Linked DNA regions of Homo sapiens: region 2 is linked to region 1. Evidence: chromatin loops called from intact Hi-C (ENCODE). Cell type or tissue: A673. All regions are shown on one strand. Each heading gives the region's core, and the rest is flanking DNA. Links, peaks and the distances in the headings are about the cores only. Region 1 overlaps PUM3 (pumilio RNA binding family member 3). Region 2 has its middle 45 kb from the start of KCNV2.

Evidence for each region. A loop is a pair of places that touch in the nucleus more often than their neighbours do. Peaks named below come from ENCODE experiments on the same cell type or tissue, not always from the same donor. Only the 100,000 strongest peaks of a DNase experiment are listed, where the experiment ranks them.
Region 2: a loop joins it to region 1, with 5 times the contacts of the local background. A loop is called at or near these places in 3 of 110 quality-filtered maps.

The regions. Positions count from the first base shown.
Region 1 is chr9:2,804,531-2,814,198 of GRCh38, reverse strand. It overlaps PUM3 (pumilio RNA binding family member 3), which reads left to right. Exons shown (of 18, transcript NM_014878.5): 14 at 1,837-1,979; 15 at 2,616-2,838; 16 at 3,768-3,855; 17 at 6,295-6,385. Among named protein-coding and RNA genes, the nearest start is that of PUM3, 35 kb to the left of the region's middle. RefSeq lists enhancers at 2,211-3,084, 4,836-5,711. In A673, for the core only: no CTCF peak of the experiment used is centred there; a DNase peak (open chromatin) is centred at 4,298.
Region 2 is chr9:2,758,066-2,767,733 of GRCh38, reverse strand. No RefSeq gene overlaps it. Among named protein-coding and RNA genes, the nearest start is that of KCNV2, 45 kb to the right of the region's middle. In A673, for the core only: no CTCF peak of the experiment used is centred there; no DNase peak of the experiment used is centred there.

The DNA of each region.
Region 1 (9,668 bases), core at 1,218-9,217:
TGGAGCTTGTTTTCCTTGAGAGAGTTCCCTGCCTTGTAACAAGTTCTGTATGCTTTTTGTGTGTTTTCCCGTTTGTTACTGAAATTTTAAGTTCATTTTCCCTGAGTGGTTGTAATTAGTTATTCATTTTGAGGTGGTTAGACCTATTGAATTTTCAGCTCTCTGAAAACTTTTATGTGTTACATGGGAATCTTTATACTGTGATCTTAAACTTCAGAAGTAGTTAGGAGAGCATAATGGGGATTGGACTGGTAGAAACAGGACATAGTGGTCAGAAGATTACGTTAGATGATCAGTGTGCAGCTCTCAGTAGTGCTTGACTCCTAGTAAGCACTTAACGAGTGTTAGCTACTGTTATCAGAAGCATGCTATACTTTTGTGCAAAAAATGAGGGAAGGTTGAGATTTTAAAAAGAGAAACATGGTGTTTGGAACCTGGAGCAGCATCATCAGCCATAGGATCATGATGCAGTGAGATTCACGGTCCCATCGTTGATGGCTGACTTGATTTTGAGCTTGGTTCCTCACACTAAAATTACTAATCTCATCATAATAAATAGGCCCTTTTAAGAAGAGCAGATCTGAATATATCATCTCAGAGAGAATTCCCTTCCTTAAGAGGAGGTTTTATGTTTTCTTTGAAAGAGACTAGATTTGGAGTTGGAGGACCAGGACACTGCCACTGTGAGTCCCCTGGCAGATCCTTTCCTCTTTCTGGATGCCTCATCTGTAAACCTGGCCAGTTGGACAGAACTCTTTCCGAGGCCCAGCCAGTTCTGAAGAATATGGGGTGCTCAAACATGCATTGAATATTTATAAAGTTTGTTACAAGAAATAGGAGTGTTAGAGGTGGGGAAATAAATTGATGACTCTTCTGTTGCATCTTCTCTATTAAGAATAAAGGAATTTTTAAAAATTTTCAAGTGACTTTTCTATCTTTGAAAACAGCAGATTTACACAGGAGTTTAGTTAGGGTGGGGATGACGTTGCTTTTGTCCCTTAAATTCGAACAACTAGAAAAGGAGGTTACTGTTCTTGGGTATGTTGATTGGAAATGTCATATAGTGTAATTTGTAACTGCTTAGTCGAGGCTTTCTGGATTTGGTTTCCCCTCCTCTTCTGTTTTTGTTTTTCATTGCGGTAGCTAAACAGCCTTCATTTGCCATGAATAAGCAACCTAACTTTAAAAGCCTTTATCCACTTGTTCGATTTAACAGAGTTTCTTTATCTCCTTTCACATACATCTCAGCAGGGAAATTCTAATAGAAGTGTTCTTCATTCATGCCGGTGCTACATTTAAATGCAGCTGCAAGTTAACTGCCTCTACTCAGTGACCTCAGCAAGTGATGTCCCTAGTAATAGTGGCCCAAGAAATACTGGCCATAATGAATGAAGATAACACCTTTAAATATTTTTTAAGTCCTTGGGCTTGGTCAGTTAATACAAATGAGTTGTTCAGTAATGCTAGTCACAAAAGAGAATTGATTCTGTGTTCTAAATGTAAATCTCTGTGTGCTTTAATGACACAATTTCAGAACTAGCTCCACATTTTCCATGAAGTACGCTGGGAAAAATAGTAGTTAAGTATGTATTCTTCACCATTGAAATTCTAGGCATACTTTATTTTAAGAATGTAGATATCAATTCATTTTTTTGTTGTTGTTTATAATTTTATAGGACATTGTGCTCACTTTGGCAGCACATATACTATAATTTTATAGGAAATTATCAGTTCCTTGCTTAGCATAGTAAATGGCAAATATGGAAGAAAGGTCCTGTGGTACTTTGTTTTGAGAATGCAGATATTGATTCTTTTTTTTTGTTTATAATTTTATAGGAAATTATCAGTTCATTGCCTAGCATAGTAAATGACAAATATGGAAGGAAGGTCCTATTGTACTTACTAAGCCCCAGAGATCCTGCACATACAGTACGAGAAATCATTGAAGTTCTGCAAAAAGGAGATGGAAATGCACACAGGTAAAACCAAGTAGAATGGCTTGACTTCTTTATTCCTCTGTTAATGTTGAGTAGTGCATTCTTCCAGAAGTCCACTTACCCATCCATACCCTCTCTAAAACTGCTGAAAAGGTGAATTCCATTTTCAAGCCTATATTTTTGACAGATTCTAAAGTTTTTATCTTGACAAGGAAATAAAAGTGTCGTGCCAAAAGAACACCTGAGCACCTGGCACATAGTAGGCATTCAAGTGCGTGGTTTGGCTTTTATTTTGCTTTATTTTCAAAGCTACCGATACCACATATTTGAGTACCCTAGAGTATGGTGTCCATACAGCAGTGTAAATGTGTTGTTTTCTGGGTATGTTATTTGGTTTTTGGATTTTTTTTTTTTTTTTTTTGGTATTACACAAGTCAGACTCCCTTTATTGAGCCCTTGTTCTGTGCCAGGCACTATTCAGATCGTGGGACACAAACATTTTTAAAAACAGAACACATACTCGTATCACTTATTGTCTACATGCTTAACAGAAAGATAGACAATAATAATAGAGTGCGATACAGTCTGTGATAAGCTCTTAGAGGTTTTTGTGATAATATCACCACATTTCCTTTGCGATTTATCTTACCTTAATACCCCGTTCAACATACTCAACAGTAAGAAAGATACAGAGGTCCGCAGACGGGAGCTCCTAGAATCCATTTCTCCAGCTTTGTTAAGCTACCTGCAAGAACACGCCCAAGAAGTGGTGCTAGATAAGTCTGCGTGTGTGTTGGTGTCTGACATTCTGGGATCTGCCACTGGAGACGTTCAGCCTACCATGAATGCCATCGCCAGCTTGGCAGCAACAGGACTGCATCCTGGTGGCAAGGACGGAGAGGTAATGTGCCATTAAAGCACAGGCAGGAAAGCTGCAAAGGCCACAAAAACTTCGTTTTTGGACGATGTGGGGTGTCAGTAAGAAAGCTGGGGAGGGAGATACCTGTTGAATAAACAACCAAGAACCTCTCACAGCAGCAATTACATTCATCTTTAATTTTCTCTAACCATCTGGGTCAAAGCCTGGTACTTGGGAATGTTTTACAGATGTGAATTTGCTTATGAATGAAATCATTGCCAAGTATTGAGTGCCCAAGGTGCTTCTGACACCTGCGATTGGGGAAGAGAAGTGGGCCATGGATCTTAGAGAAGCCCTGGCTCCTGACCATATTAACAAATGGGAAAGATGAATGTACCTTGAAAGTTTCTCTATAAGGAGACTGAGCCGGTTGCCTCCCATACTTGCTAAGGAGTAGCCCAAATAACTGGGAACGCTTGGTATTGCTCTTGAAGAGGAGTAAGGTTGAGCTGAAAAGATGCTTTCTTGATTCGCTCATCAGATAATCCCCTTCGGTGGTCATGTGTACTTAAACAGCATGCAGCATTGGGTTTTGATGTTTGTGCTATAGTGTTCTGTCCTGTAGGTTTATTTGTGTCTGAGAATGACATATTTCAATCCAAGACGTGATTAGCATTAAGATGAGCCTTGTGCTGCTACTGTTCAGAGCAGATTAAATGAAGCGGAGACTGAAGCGCTGTGCCGTGGCTGTGTTATCTGGCATAACTGTCTTTCAGTCTGGGGATCAGAATAGATCTGTGGTCCCCCCAAGTATGATGGTTGTCCTAGATAAAGACCTCTTAAGCCTGTGGAACTTTAAAAGTGGCTGAGTCCTTATCTGTATGTGGTGGCATAAATAGTATGTATTCATTCAAATGTATTTGTATGAATGAAAACAACTTTTAAAATTAACTGTTCTTGACCCTTCATAGCTTCACATTGCAGAACATCCTGCAGGACATCTAGTTCTGAAGTGGTTAATAGAGCAAGATAAAAAGATGAAAGAAAATGGGAGAGAAGGTAGGCTATGAAATTTGACCTTTTCTTGTATCTCATGTGGAATTCCAGTAATTCCTGGCATCCCTGAACTTTATACCAGCCATTTAAGCTCAAATGAAGTTTGCCAAGTGTCTAGAAATGGTGTCTGTGAATAAGAAATGATTCAGTGGTTGCTGGTAATGCTTTTTCCCCTAGAAATATTTGTGCCTGAGAACTCTTTTAATTTTCTTTTTTCCAAACCCCCCCCGCCAGCCCCCCCCACCGCCCCCTCACTCTCTCTGTTTTCCTTCCTGTGCTGCTGCAGGCTTCTAACCTGGCTTGGTCAATGCCTTAAAATGCCATTCTAATGAGGATGGTGAGAGGGGGTAGGGGGCCCCAATTGTTGAGTATCATTACCTCAGTAGAAAGGCATGACATTTATCTCTATGTTTGAAGAAAGAATAAGCAGAAGAAGATTATCCTCGTAAGAGAGTTTTGGACTAGTGCCTGTTTATTTGGCATTGAAATACATGTGACCAAAGAGTAAGCCAGTCTTTGGCGCTTTCTGGTTTTTTGTAAGCCTTACAGCTGCTCTGTAGAAACTCAGCTCTCTAGAGAAGGACAGCATTAGCATTTGCATGCCATTCCCCTCTCAGTCCTATCTCCAACCAGACCTTCACTTACAAAATCCAAATTCCATCTGGTATTTAAACCACTGGAGAGATTTTTTTCCCCTACTGAGTTAAAACAGTTTGGGCTTTTCATTACAATGTCTGGAAAAAAGTGACAGATCATGAATTCATGTCTTGCGGCAAGTGGCAGCTCTGATGGCTAGTGTGGCAATCAGTATAGCAGTAGAGCTGTCACTTCTCACCTTACCTTTAAGAATGGGGACCTGGGGCTATTTTTCACTAAATTTTTTTGTAAAAGAGAAGCCTTGTGATAAATATTAAAGAAAAAAATAACATATGGAATAATCTTTTTCATTATTAAAAAGTTGATGTATAGTTGAGTTTATGCCAGAAAAGTAGTCTGGCTTAATGTCCAGTGGTTTTTCTCCCTCTTAATTAAAATGTGCTGAGAACCCTAAAATCTGCCAGTTTGGGTCTGATGTGTTTGTCTTGTCGTATTCAGCACCAAATGAGTTTGTCCTCCTGCACGTCTAGCTGTTTTGATTCTCTTTTACTGGATAGTAGCCACCTTAAAACTTAGTAGTTTTCAAAACAATGACTTGATCAGGGTCTGGTGGAGCCTGCCCCTCTATGCTCAGAGTCAGAGTCATCTAGGGCTGCTCGGTTTGTGGTTGGAGTGTCCACTTTTCGCTTAGCTCACTCACATGGCTGGCAAGTGAGTACTGACTGTTGGCTGGGGACCAACAGCCTCAGTTTCCCTTTCTAGGCTGCTTGGGCTCCTTCACGAGATGGTGGTTGCTTTTTTAAGAGTGAGCATCCCAAGAGGACAAAGTAAATGCGTGGCACTTCCATGATTTATCCTTAGCAGTCATTTAATGCCACTTTCATCATACTGTCTTGGTCAAGTCAATCACAGAGGCCCACTGTGATTCAAAAGAAGACATGGATTCCCCCTATAGATGGGGGAGTGGCTGCATTCTAGAAGAGCACACAGGACAGGAGATATTATTGTGGTCAGCTTTGGAAAACAATTTGCCTCACTAGCTGAACTCTGTCCCTCTTTAGCAGGTACCATGAAAGGCTGAATAGCCATAGGCCTCTTGGCTTTTAAAGAGTCCTTACATTCAGGTATCTTTGAATGAATTATATAGTACATGCTACCTGACTATGATGTTTGCCTTCAAGATAGGTTGTCCCTACCTCCATCTGCACTAAATCTTAGCTATCAGAATTTCTCCTTTGTCCAAGCATTAATTGCAAAGTGAAAAAGATAATACCACGACCTTGGGAATCAAATACTAGAATAACGGGAGAAAAATGGTATTTTTGATTTGTGAGTATGTAAGCGTTGTAAAGAGAAATGCCAAGTTTAAGCTAGAACAGTCATTTATCAACCACTGTTGAACACGTGAACACTGTGTTATGTTCATGGCACCTTGTGAGTGAGCATTTCTCCATGAGGAAGAACTTGATTTCAACCAAGCATGAGGTGCTACTGTGAAACATTTATTTCCTGAATAGCTTTCAGGTCAAAGTTAAATCATTAAATAATACAAAGAAGTGCAGACATAACCAAGTGAGTGTTTTATTAGAATTCATAGTTTATCTTGAGTAATTACTGCTAAACATAGCTTAGGTTTTGGATCAGAGTTAAAAGAAATGGCTCTTTTAGAAATGCATTAGATAAACCTGCACTGGAATTTTTTGTGTTAAAAGGGAGATTGGGTGAAAGCTACTTTTGTTAGCTTTTTTGTTTAAAAATATTTGCAGATTTAAGGGCAGTAGAGAAGGGGGTAGGGAGTATATATCTTATTATGTGATGTTCACTAAGCTTCAGTATATTTTACAGGTTGTTTTGCAAAAACACTTGTAGAGCATGTTGGTATGAAGAACCTGAAGTCCTGGGCTAGTGTAAATCGAGGTGCCATTATTCTTTCTAGGTATGTATAACATGTGCCCTTCTCTGAGCAGGGCCTGGTCATGCAAAAGACACACTTCCTTCACGTTGATTTCTCAGTTCTAATATTTGTTCTCAGTAGTCTAATATTACTCCCAGTCACTCATGGTCTAGACAAACATACCAAATATTAGAAAGCAAATGTAACTCTTTCAGTCAGTCCTTAGGAATCTTTTTTTTTTTTTTTTTTTTTTTTGAGATGGAGTCTCACTGTCACCCAGGCTGGAGTGCAGTGTCACGATCTCAGCTCACTGCAGCCTCAACCTCCTGGGCTCAAGTTTTCCTCCCATCTCAGCCTCCTGTGTAGCTGAGACTACAGACGCATGCCACCACACCCAACTAATTTTTATTTTTTTATTTTTTGTAGAGATGGGGGTCTCCCTGTGTTGGCCAGGCTGATCTCAGACTCTTAGGCTCAAGTAGTCCTCCCATCTTGACCTCCGAAAGTGCTGGGATTACAGGCATAGCCATTGTGCTTGGCCCTTAGGATTTTTAAACTACCATCTTTTTGACAAATTATAACATTCACAAGGTATCAGGTGGCTTCACCACATTTATGGTTTTGACCAAAACATAATTTTTTTTTTTTGAGATGGAGTCTCACACTGTCGCCCAGGCTGGAGTGCAGTGGTGCGATCTCAGCTCACTGCAAGCTCTGCCTCCTGGGTTCATGCCATTCTCCTGCCTCAGCCTCCTGAGTAGCTGGAACGGCAGGTGCCCGCCACCACGCCCAGCTAATTTTTTTTATTTTTAGTAGAGACCTGGTTTCACCGTGTTAGCCAGGATGGTCTCGATCTCCTGACCTCGTGATCTGCCCACCTCGGGCTCCCAAAGTGCTGGGATTACAGGCATGAGCCACTGTGCCCAGCCTGTATTTTTTTTAATGAATAACTTACATCCCTGTGAAAACTGTGACAATGTTGACTTTTAAATCATGCCTAATTCTACATGTAATTTCCTTCATTGTTTTAAAAGATTGTAAAAGGATTGGAAGAGCATTTGCTACTGAAGTGTGTGTGCTATTTGTTGATATCTGACTTAAAATGAGAAAAAAACAGTGATGAGCTATGGCCTCTTTTGTATTATTCTCTGAACTTAGTTGAGTTTATAATCAATCCACAAATCATTGAAATTTTCCATACATTCTCTGTGCAGATGAAAACCTTCTGTTAAGAGCATTCATTTAAAAAAAGATTTGTATGTTGCTTTGAAGCAATTACTGTTGATTTTTCCCCTGCTGTGTTATTAAGGTTTGGGAAAACAGATACCAACCCTAGTTTGAATTTCTCAAGATACTTTACTTGCAACATGCTATGCAACTTAATCTATGTTGTTTGTAAATGTTATTTTAAGTGTTTCTTCAACATATACGTGATCTGGTACACATAATACTCACACAGGAGCATTCATAGCTTCAGGTATGTCAGTGTCTCCAAATATATAAGTGTTACAGATCATTTTGTTCATTTCTGCTTAAAATTAGTTAATTTTCCAGTTGATGTTAAACAGTCAGAATTCGTTAGCTGATACATGAACTTTTTCATTACAAATTTTTTTACCAGGCATTTGGAGTGTTAACACCTACTGACACATTCTTTCATTACACTCAATTAACTGGAAATTTCAGCAATGCCATGAAATTAATTTATAAAGGTTGTTCATCAATCAGAACTCCCATTAGGTGGATTTCAAACATAGGAAGGATACTATAGGTTTATTATGGAGCACTACTCAGAATTGGAACAGGAGCAGAGGAAATATTTGAAGTTCTAAATGGAAGTTGAGCTATATATAACAATAATACAAAAAAATTGTTTTTGTAAATTTTGGGTGAAAAGAAAATCAGCCTTGTATGTTGGCTGAAAAGTAACTCAGAGAAGCAGAATTCTCTAACATTTGGGAGCATTGGCACTTGACAGACTGCCTGGGTTCTAGCTTAGTGCATAGCCTTGGGAAAATTATTCAGCTTTTCTGGGCCTTAATTTTCTTGGTGGTAAAAAAAATGAGATTAATGATAACCCTATGGTCGTTATGAAAACTAGATTGGATGATGCATATAAAATGCCTAGCATTATGTCTAATATGTGGCATATGCTCAGTAAGCAATAACTTACTATTATGTGTTGTATAACTGTGTGTTTAGCCAAGATGTATGAAATAAAAACACCTAGTGAGTCACAAATTCATTACGAGGGAACTTTACTTTTTAGCATCGTAGGTGGCAAGCTGAATTGTTTCTTATCTCCCATAAGCAGTAGAATATTGCTTGGTGCTGATAATTTATCCTCCTCTTTGTTGACATATTGGAAGTTACTGGGACCAGGGACTTTGGAAAATACCAAGTACCTCATTTCTAAAATGTGTTTCAGAGGTCCGTATTTACAAAGGGTCCCGAAAAAGAAGAGAACAGGAAATTCAGGACTGGTACTCTGCGGTCAGAGCTGTAGGTCCTATCCACAGAGAAATGGGCCTGCTGTTACCAGCCTCTATGGCTCCTTTCACTTCTGATAGAGTACTCGGGCAGGGTTTCAGAACGCAGAGGCCGGGCTTATTTTGTAGAATGGCTAACATTTATTAAGTGCTTACTAAGTGTCAGGCTCTGGCTGGGTGCTTTAGATACAAGGCCATTTGAGCCTCAGAAAACCACTCTGTGAGGTGGAAGGTGGACTCTGTTGTGAATCCCATTCTACAATTCGGGAAACTGAGTCTTAAGAGAGTTTACATAGCATGCTCTTGGTTGTACAGTTACTGAGTGGTAGAGGCAGGTTTCCCACCCAAGCAGTGAAGCTCCACAGTGAAGCCCTTCGCCCTTTCACTCAATGTTAGTGCTGTGGAGTTCAGTGAGAAGACCTGCTAACTCTGACCTCTCTGTGCCTCTGTTCACACCTTTTCATTCAGCCACGTGGTGGGCATATTTTGGCTGTCTGCTCTGTAAATGTAGCATCATGAAATAAATAAAATACGGTCCCTGCTCTTGAGCTTATAGTCCTGAGATGGGGAAGGGAAGATAGAATACATGTAGAATCATTTTAAGACAGGATGTAAGTAAGTCCTAAGATAATGTGAAGGTAGAACCAACTCTGTATGGAATGATGTTGGTCCTACAAATGTCTTTGCTTGGGTGACTCCACCAGCAAGATTCTAAAACGTTTTTTTCCGTGGTGTTATAATATGGGCTACTGGTCTCATCATTCATCCTTTGAATGAAAAATAATGTGTATATAGTTACAAGGCTTGTGTCACAGTTAACAAAGTCTTTTTTACTG
Region 2 (9,668 bases), core at 617-8,616, 46 kb after region 1:
GTGGCAGAATGAGGCTCTGCCAAAAAAAAAGAAAAAAAACAAAGTTCCTTTTTAAAAAATCATCAGTGTAAAACAGTGTCCTTTTCCCCCCACATCGCTGCCAGCAATGAATATTATAGCTCTCTTCAATTTTTTTCAGTCTGATAGATATAAAAGGATATCTTGTCCTTGACAAGGTATTACGTGTCCTTGACTTTGAGCATTTTCTCATATGTTTTGCTGGCAATTTGGAGGTGTTTATCTGTGAACTGTTTATTTGTATCCTTTTCCTATTTTTCTCTTGAGTTGTCCTTTTCTTTAAAAAGTGTAGGTTTTTTTGTTTATTTGAGATACTTATCTTTTACCTGATGAGCATTATAAATATATTTTTCCCAATATATCATTTGTTTATGATATATTATCTTTTATCATAAAAAGCTCATCTTCCCTCTTAGAGTTTTTAGATTTAAATTTTGATTGGGAAAGCCTTCCCTATCTCTGTTATACATGTAGTCATTCTGATTTTTTGTGTGTGAGTTTTTATTTCAATTTGTCATTATTTAGTCAACAAGTATTGACATTTAGGTATTTAATCTTCTAAAATTGGATGTTAGTGTGTGTATGAAGGTATACGTTACAGAGTTTAATTTTCTTCCATATTAATAGCCAATTGTGCAGGTACTAGTTATTCAAAAATCCATGATTTCCCCCATCGAACTGAACTATTAATTTTATGATATATTCTCACATAAACTAGGATCTATTTCTAGATTATCTGTTCAGTTCCACTAGTATGTTTATTGATTATCATACAAATATTTTTAATTTGATTTCAGAGCCACACCTTTTCCCCATTATTTTATATTTCCTAGTTGTCTTCCTTGACTATACTGAAGCAATTATTTTTCCACATCAAATTTATGACCGTTTTACCTAACTCTGGGAAACTTTTTGAGGTTAAACTTCCCTAATACTAGCAGCATGTATAGAGACATAGCAGCATGTATAGAGTGTAATGCAAAGATTACAGGTTAAATTCTTTTTATTTTTTTCAGAGTAATATTTTCTCGTTACAAAATAGAGATAATAATTCTTGCCCTGCTTATCTACCTAAGAGGGTTCATACCGTGTGGAGATTCTCCAATACATAATATGATAAATAATACAAACTCCATTTGTCCAGCAGAACTGTTTTGTTGTTGTTGTTTTTGTTTTGTTTTTTGAGACAGAGTCTCACTCTGTTGCCCAGGCTAGAGTACAGTGGCATGATCTTGGCTCTCTGCAGCCTCCGTCTCTCAGGTTCAAGCAGTTCTCCTGCCTCAGCCGCCCAAGTAGCTGGGATTATGGGCATGCGCCACCACGCCTGGCTAATTTTTGTATTTTTAGTAGAGACAGGTTTTCACCATATTGGCCAGGCTGGTCTCGAACTCCTGACCTTAAGTGATACGCCTGCCTCGGTCTCCTAAAATGCTGAGATTATAGGCCCGAGCCACAGTGCCCCGCCAGGACTGTTATTTTGCGTGTGTGTGAGAAAAGTAGTTAGGGCAAGGGAATAGACCTTTTCCATTATTTTATTAGGTGAGATACTTTGTTGCAAGTAATAGGAATGTAAGCATCAAATGCAATCATGTAGGAAGACACGTGTAAATTTATAATTCCTGGTATATAGTGCCTGTATGTACTGTAGTGGTATTGTGGGGGCCATAGGCTCTTGGCCTCCTAAAGGCTCGCTGAAAATCACTGACATAAAGCGGATTGATTAATAGGAGAAAAGGTATACAAATTTATTTAACATGTTGATATAGTTTGGATGTGTGTCGTTACCCAAATCTCATTGAAATGTAATCCCCAGTGTTGGAGGTGAGGCCTGGTGGGAAGTGATTGGATCATGGGGGCAGTTTTCTCATGAGTGGTTTAGTACTATCCCTCTTGGTACTGTCCTCGCAATAGAGAGTGTGTTCTCATGAGATCTGATCGTTTAAAAGTGTGTGGCACCTCCTCACTTGCTTTCTTGCTGCTGCTCTGGCCATGTGAAGTGCCTGCTGCTCCCTTTGCCTTCCACGGTGATTCTAAGTTTCCTGAGCAGAAGTTGAGCAGATACCAACATCCTGCTTCCTGTACAGTCTGCACAACCATGAGCCAATTAAACCTCTTTTTTTTATAAATTACCATGTCTCCAGTATTTATAGCAATGCAAGAATAGAGTAAGACATGTATATACACAGGAGGCTTCAAAATGAAAAGGCCAACTTCCCAGTGAGTAACAGAAACTTATATGCCATACTGAGGCCACAGTAAAGAATGCAGACTCAGAGCATGGCCAGAAACAGGTCAGTCAGGTTTAGTGGCAAGACATGTGAAGAGAGACAGAAAGGAAGAAGCTTGGCTAGCAAAGATGGCCTTGTTACATAGATGAAACCTTCCCCAAAGAAAATAGATGGTAAATGTTTATTTTAAGACTTTAAAAGGTGTCAGACTCTCAATCTTTCCTGGAGCGGGGAAGGTATAGAAAGGGGAGGGGGCGTGGTTACAGTAATGAAGGTTCTCTATAGATGCAAATTTTCCCCACTTAAGGCAGCTTTGCAAATCCACTTCTGTCAGAAGTGATAGGCCAAGTGATAGCCCTTTTAAAATACGTCACAGAAATAGGTTTTGGGATAAAATATTTTTTTTTATTTATTTTATTTATTTATTTATTTTGAGACAGCGTCTTGCTCTGTCGCCCAGGCTGGAGTGCAGTGGCGCAGTCTCGGCTCACTGCAACCTACGCCTCCCGGGTTCAAGTGATTCTCGTGCTTCAGCCTCCCTAGTAGCTGGGATTACAGGCATGCACCGTCATGCCCAGCTAATTTTTGTATTGTTGGTAGAGATGGGGTTTTACCATATTGGCCAGGCTTGTGTTGAACCCCTGACCTCAAGTGATCTGCCCAGCTTGCCCTCCCAAAGTGCTAGGATTACAGGCATGAGCCACCACGCCTGGCCTAGGATAAAATATTTTAATTTCCTTTTATTATATACCTGTGTTGGTATATAGAGCCAAGCCTTACTGCTGTGAGCATCATATGAGGCCCTGGTCATAGCTCCTGTCTGTGGCTACTGTGGAGTTTGCCACTTCCTGTTTCCATGATCTTAGATGAACCAAACTCTACAAGGGAAAATACTTTGTAAGTTACAAAACTGCCTGACAACCACTGATCAGAATTATTCTTGCTGTTTCCTGTGCCGCATTTCTCTCAAGCAGGAGAGAAGTCTGTAGTTCTCAATGGCTGTCACCCACGGCAAGGACAGCTTCTTTCTTTGTGGAGCAGAGACGTGTGACTCTGAGTCAGTGGCAGGCAATGTTATGCTGGTAATAAGAACTCTATAATGAAGCGGTCTGAGAATATGAGTGCATTGTCCTCCTTTCTTTTGTTTCTCTTTTTTTTTTTTTTTTTTTTTTTTGAGATGGAGTCTCACTCTGTCACTCAGGCTAGAGTGCAATAGTGCCCACTGCAACCTCCACCTCCTGGGTTCAAGTGATTCACCTCCCTCAGGCTTCCAAGTAGGTGGGATAACAGGCACCTGCCACCATGCCTGGCTAATTTTTGCATTTTTATAGAGTCAGGGTTTCACCATGTTGGCGAGGCTGGCCTCAAACCCCTGACCTCAGGTGATCCACCCATCTCAGCCTCCCAAAATGCTAGAATTACAGGCATGAGTCACCACGCCCAGCCTTGCCCTCCTTTCTTGATGAAGCCCCTGCTCATATCTATCTTTAGCTATAGTGTTCACAAAAAGATTATTAGATTATCGCAATCTCAAGTGTTATTTGTGCCTTGTTTAATAGACTTGAGCAAAAGTATTTCAAGGGCCTGTGCCAGGTGTTTTCTCTCTTTTTAATCCTTTTTCAGCTGGCAAGGATCATGCACATTTATTCTGGATTTGGCTGATTTTCCCGGGAATGTATGGTGAGATGTGAGTTTGCAACACCATTATTTTTTTTAAGGAACAATAAGGGCATATACACAGAAAGCACCCATCCACATATAATTTTGAATCCCAGGGTCCTTAGAGATATGCTAGTCAGCCCAACTCCCCTCATTTGCAGATTTGGGTGCCAGAAGTGAAAACGCCTTTGCAAAATTTTGACAGTAAGAGAAATCTGACATAGTTACTCCATCTTGATTCTAACCTCCAAGTTGTCCTTGGTCATTCCTGGGCATAAGCCAAGCTAGGTTTGGCAGGAATTAGGTTTATGGTTTAACTTTAAAGCAAGGATGATAATAGCCCTTCCCCAAACTAAACCACCTCTATAAAACTAAGTTCGCAAGGTTGTGATTATGAGAGGGGCCTGAATTCTGCTGAGATGTAGGCGTAGTTAAATGATTACCAGCCCTTGTTCTGGAGGTAACAAGACTTGCAATTTCCCCAATGATTCCCCTAGATAACATCACTATTGTGAAACCTAACATTAGCTTTTTGAGATGTTTTTTAGACTTTTGCATTTCTGACTCCACACAGACCCTCAATTCATGACTCAACCAGTCCTGTGGCCCCCACAGGTGGGCTGAGAGCATGAGAACTGTTTTCCAGACCCCTGTGATTTCATCCCCAATCAATGAACATCCCCCATTCCCTAGCCCCCTGCCCACCAAACTGTCCTTGTAAAACCCTAACCTCCAAACTTATGGGGAGACTGATTTTAGTAATTACTTCATCTCCCACATGGCTAGCCTTGTGTCAGTTAAACTCTTTCCTTACTGCTGTGCTGCAGTCTCAGTGAATTGATTTTGTCTGTGCAATGGGCAGGGAGACGTTGTTGAGTGATTACACTAAAACTACCCATTTATTTTTTAAAGAGAGAGAGAGGGAAAGTATTTGTGTGCAGAGAGAAAGAGAATGCTAAAGTAAAATATAAAATGTTGACAGGTGGAGAATCTAGGTGGAGGGTATGCAGATTTCCATTTTACTAGCCTTTTTATTTTCTCTTTACTTTTCCTTATAAAAATGAGGGTAGGAGTGGTTAAAGCCAGGTCTAGAGGACTCAGAAAATATCTTGTGCCAGTGGAGAAGTACATGATTATTTAAGACTAGGTTTTTTGCCATACAGAGGATGATAATGTGGGAGACCAGCATGTGCCTCCCCAAAATAGAAAGAATTGTTGAGCTGAAGACAATTAAGAAGTAGATGCAGGGAAGTTCTCAGCCCTGCCTCTATTTGCCTAAAGCAGAACATAGATTTTGAAGGAAATAAAAATATTTCACTCCTAAATATATTTATTTGTCCTATTTTGAGATGGCTGTCAGAGGGTCAGCAAACAGAAGTGTCCCTGCAAAGCTGTCTTTAGTGAGGAAAATTTGCATCTGGAGAGACCTTCATTAATGAAGCCTTCCCTTGTCTGGATTTAGAAAGATTAACTGAGAGTTGGACACTTTTAAAAGTCCGGAAAACACACACACACACACACACGCACACACACTTCTATTCTCCCTGAAAGCTGCTGTCTGTGAGGATTCCTCTAGACAAGACCACGCCTTCTAGCCAAGTCTCTTCATTTCTCCCTTCCATAACCTGTTTTGGCACTAAAACCTGGTCTTGGCCATGCTCTGAGCCCATATTCTTTCTCTAATCTCAACGGTAAATGAGCTTCTGCACCACATAGGGAAGCTGGGTCTTCATTCTGAAGGCTCCTGTCTATAACTAACGTTAAATAAATTTGTGTGCCTTTTCTCCTATTAATCTGCCTTTTGTAAGTTGATTTTTCAGCAAATCTTCAAGAGGCCAAGGGCCTTGGCGTCTACAATTTATAATGACAAAAGTCATCCTACCTACCTCTCTACCACCTCCTTAACCTTTATTAACCATTGAAAACAGCTTTGGACCCTTATAGGCCTGGAGATAGTATCAGAGGAATTGAAATTAATAAGCTTTCCTAATGTAAAAAAAAAATCTTGGACAAGTTAAATTTAACAGAGTTTAACTGAGCAAAGAACCATTTGCGAATCAGGTAGCCTCCTGAGCCAGAGCAGGCTCAGAGAGACTCCAGTGCAGCCAGGTAGTAGATTTATGGACAGAAAAAGGAAGTGAGATGTACAGAAAATGGAAGTGAGATACAGAAACAGCTGGATTGGTTACAGCTTGGAGCTTGCCTCATTTGAACACAGTTTGAACAGTCGGCTACCTTTGGCCGAAACTCGGTGATTGGCAGAGGAGTAGGTTACAGTCTATGTCCACAGCCAGTTAGGTTTCAGTTTACTATGAACAGAGAATCCTTTAGGCAGAACTTAAAATATGCAAGGAGGAAACTTTTGGTTAAATTTAACACTAACTAGCATGTATCTGCCATTTATTTACCCTCCCAAAGTTGTCACTGATACTGATAAACTCTGTAGCCTGAAAAGCTGAGATTGTTTCCTGTTTGGTGTTGCAGAACCAATACACAAAGCCAAAAGTGAGTGTCAAGCAGAGCAAGCTTGGTTTTTGTTTGTTTTTCTGAGACACTGAAGCAGTATGGTTCATCTGGGGTAATACCCAAGGCTTTTTGCCTCACACCAAGGAAATCAAGGACATAGACACACAAGGCGTGAGTTTAAGACCAGAAGTTTAATAGGCAAAAGAAAGAGAAAAACTCTCTTCTACAGAGAGAGAGAGGGGCTCCCAAGTGGGTCTTCCAGTTCAGTGGTGAAATTCATGAGGGGGATGGGGGGTGTTTATAGATGAGCTTGAGGAGGCAGTGTCTGATTTACATAGGGCCCAGAAGATTGGTCGGACCAGGTGTTCCATTTACATAGTGCAGGAAGAAGCTGGCTGCCCCATCCTAATCTTTTATCATGCAGTTAGGTTCTCTACCTGGCTAGCGCCATGTTGTCAGTACATTTACTGTACATGTGGTTAACAAAGGAAAGATGGAGCTGCCATGTTGAACATGCCTGGCCCCCTAGCCTTTTCCTATTGGCACAGCTGCAGGCATTCACCCATGCAAGCTTCCAGCTTGCTTATCTATGTCTCCAACTCAATTTTACAGGCTGCTCTTTGTTAGAAAAGAAATTATTTTGGGGCTGCTTTTTGTTAAAAGGGAAGCCTTACTGAGGACTCTCTTACTCTCACTAATCTTCTAAATAATGTCTTTTTAGCTCCTGTATCAACAGGGTCTTGCTCTGTTGCCCAGGATGTAGTGCAGTGGCACAATTATGACTCACCTCCTGGGCTCAAGGGATCATCTCACCTCAGCCTCCTCAGTAGCTGGAACCACAGATGTGTGCCACCACACTTGACCAAGTTTTTATTTTTTTTTTTAGAGACGGGGGTCTCACTATGTTGCCCAAGCAGGTCTCGAACTCCTGGGTTCAAGCAGTCCTTCCACCTTAGCTTCCCAAAGTGCTGGGATTACAGGCATGGGCAACCACGCCCAGCTAGGGCAAGTGTTTATTTAATAGCCCAGGAATTGGAAAAGCAGAAGGATGGCTTTGAAACCAATTTATCAATTAGTGAGGGGTGATGGGGTTAAAATATAGGGTTTCTCTAATGTAAGTGTTGGACATGAAAAGGAAAGGGAGGAGTATTCATGTCTTTTCTGGAAATGGGCAGAGATTTCCTGGAATCTGGATGCTGCCCTTTTTCCTTCCTTTAATGGTAAGGTATTGCCTTTTATGGCTGCCAGTAGGTGTGCCAGTTGTATGGTAATCAGGTTATGATGAAGTTAGAGGCTCTTCAGAGGTCAGATGAGCTGCCATCTTGGATCTCCCCTGTTTCTGCTGGTCTGGTCAAGAGGGGGAACTTCTGACTACAGGTATCCTGTTTGCTGGAGATGAAGCAGGGTTAGGGTGTCACAGTGATGTAGCCCAACCTTGCAGCCTTACAAGCACTAGAGAAGGTAACATCACCAGTAAAGACTTAAAGTATTTTCCTTAGTCTTTTCATTTCTCTAAATATTTACTGATTTTGTTGAAGATGCTATAAAGGCTGGAATTCAAAGCCACCTCTTTGAGAACTACTCATGCTGTGGGTATCACCCGTGTAGATATGAAATATACATGTTAATACACTTCTGTTTATTGTTCTCTTGTTAATCTGTCTTTTTAAAGATGGCTGTGTTTTAACTAAGAACCTATGGGGGTGAGAAAAGAAAGTAACTTTTATCAGAGGAATGCAAGTCTAGAGAGACATCACAATGAGACAGCAGTCATATTCTGCTTCTCCCTTTGAGCTACGTATTCATCTCTCAAAACTGTTTGCTGTTGCCATGAGTAGCTATAAATTAACTTAATAATGCCCTGTCTCACACCATAACACCTACCTTTTAGCATAACAATGTATAGCCAATCATTAATTGATGTTATTTCTGTAAACAACTTTGTACCTTATTTGTTTTGCCCTTGTTTTGGCTTTGAAAACCTGCTTTGAAAACCTGCTTGTAACAGAGGCCAAATATGAACAGAGGAGTTCATAGCCAAGATTACTTGGATCTGAGTCTTTTGGGCAGCTGTCCTCACTTTGGCTCAAGTAAACTCTTTAAATTATATTTTGTGCTGTAGTCTTTTCCTTTTAGGTCAACAGGGTTATTATTTTTTCCTCTACAATAGAAACTCTTTATCATCTGTAATGGTACAGGATGGCTTGAGAGGTGAAGAGTGAGGGTGAGTAACTGCTGTAGGTTTTTGAGAAGGAGATCAATAGTCTTTTTATCTGACTGGGTTGAAAGGGAAACTGCCTTTGCGAGGATTATGACAGTGAGAGGAATCCAGCATGGCTGACTTCATCTTGCTTCTAGCCTCACAGGCTGGCTATCTTTGCTCATTCCTGGGCATAGGCCAAGCTAGCCATAGGAGAAATTTATAGTTTAACTTGAAAGCAAGGATAATAATAGTCCCTCCCTAAAACTAACTCCCTCCTTGTTAAGGGACAGAAAACTACTGAAAGGCCACCAGATTAGGATTAAGGAAGGGATCTGAATTTGGCTAAAATATAAGCATAGTTTCCAAAATTCCTTATGACTCAGAAGTCATGTGGCCTTAGGTCAAAAGATTTGTGACGTCCCTAATTGCTCCTATAGATAACATCACTATTGTAGAACCTAAGATTGGTCTTTTGAGACGTTTTTTGGACTTTTACATTCTGACAACTGACTGACCCCACCCAGACCCATGGTTTGATTCATCCAGTCCTGTGCCCCTGCTGCCACCCAACCCAGAGGCAGACTCAGCACAGAAGGACACCCATGATTTCATCCCCAGCTGGACAGCAGCACCCATTTCCTAGCACCCTGCCCACCAACTTATCCTTGGAAAAACTCTAACCTCTGAGCCTTTGGGGAGACTAATTTGAGTGATAATTCCATGTCCTATGTAGCCAGCTTTGCATTAACTAAGCTCTTTACTGCAATACCACTGTCTCAGTGACCTGGTTTTGTCTGTGCAGTGGGCAGGAAGAACCTGTTGGGTGATTGCAAAATGAATACAATGTCTCAGGTAACTGATGAGCTCTGAGGACAGAAACAGTTGTGTCTCTATTTCTGGTGTATATTTGAGAGAGACTGCATATGGAACCCCAGGTATGGGGGTGCTGATCAAGGCAGAATGAAGAAAGTGGTATGTTTAGGCAAAAGGGGTCTAAGTTCCCAGGTCTAGTCTCTGGAAATGCCACAAAAGCATGAGATAGTAACCAAAATGAATGTGGATTGCCCAAGAGGCTTTGTGATGAGCATGAAGAA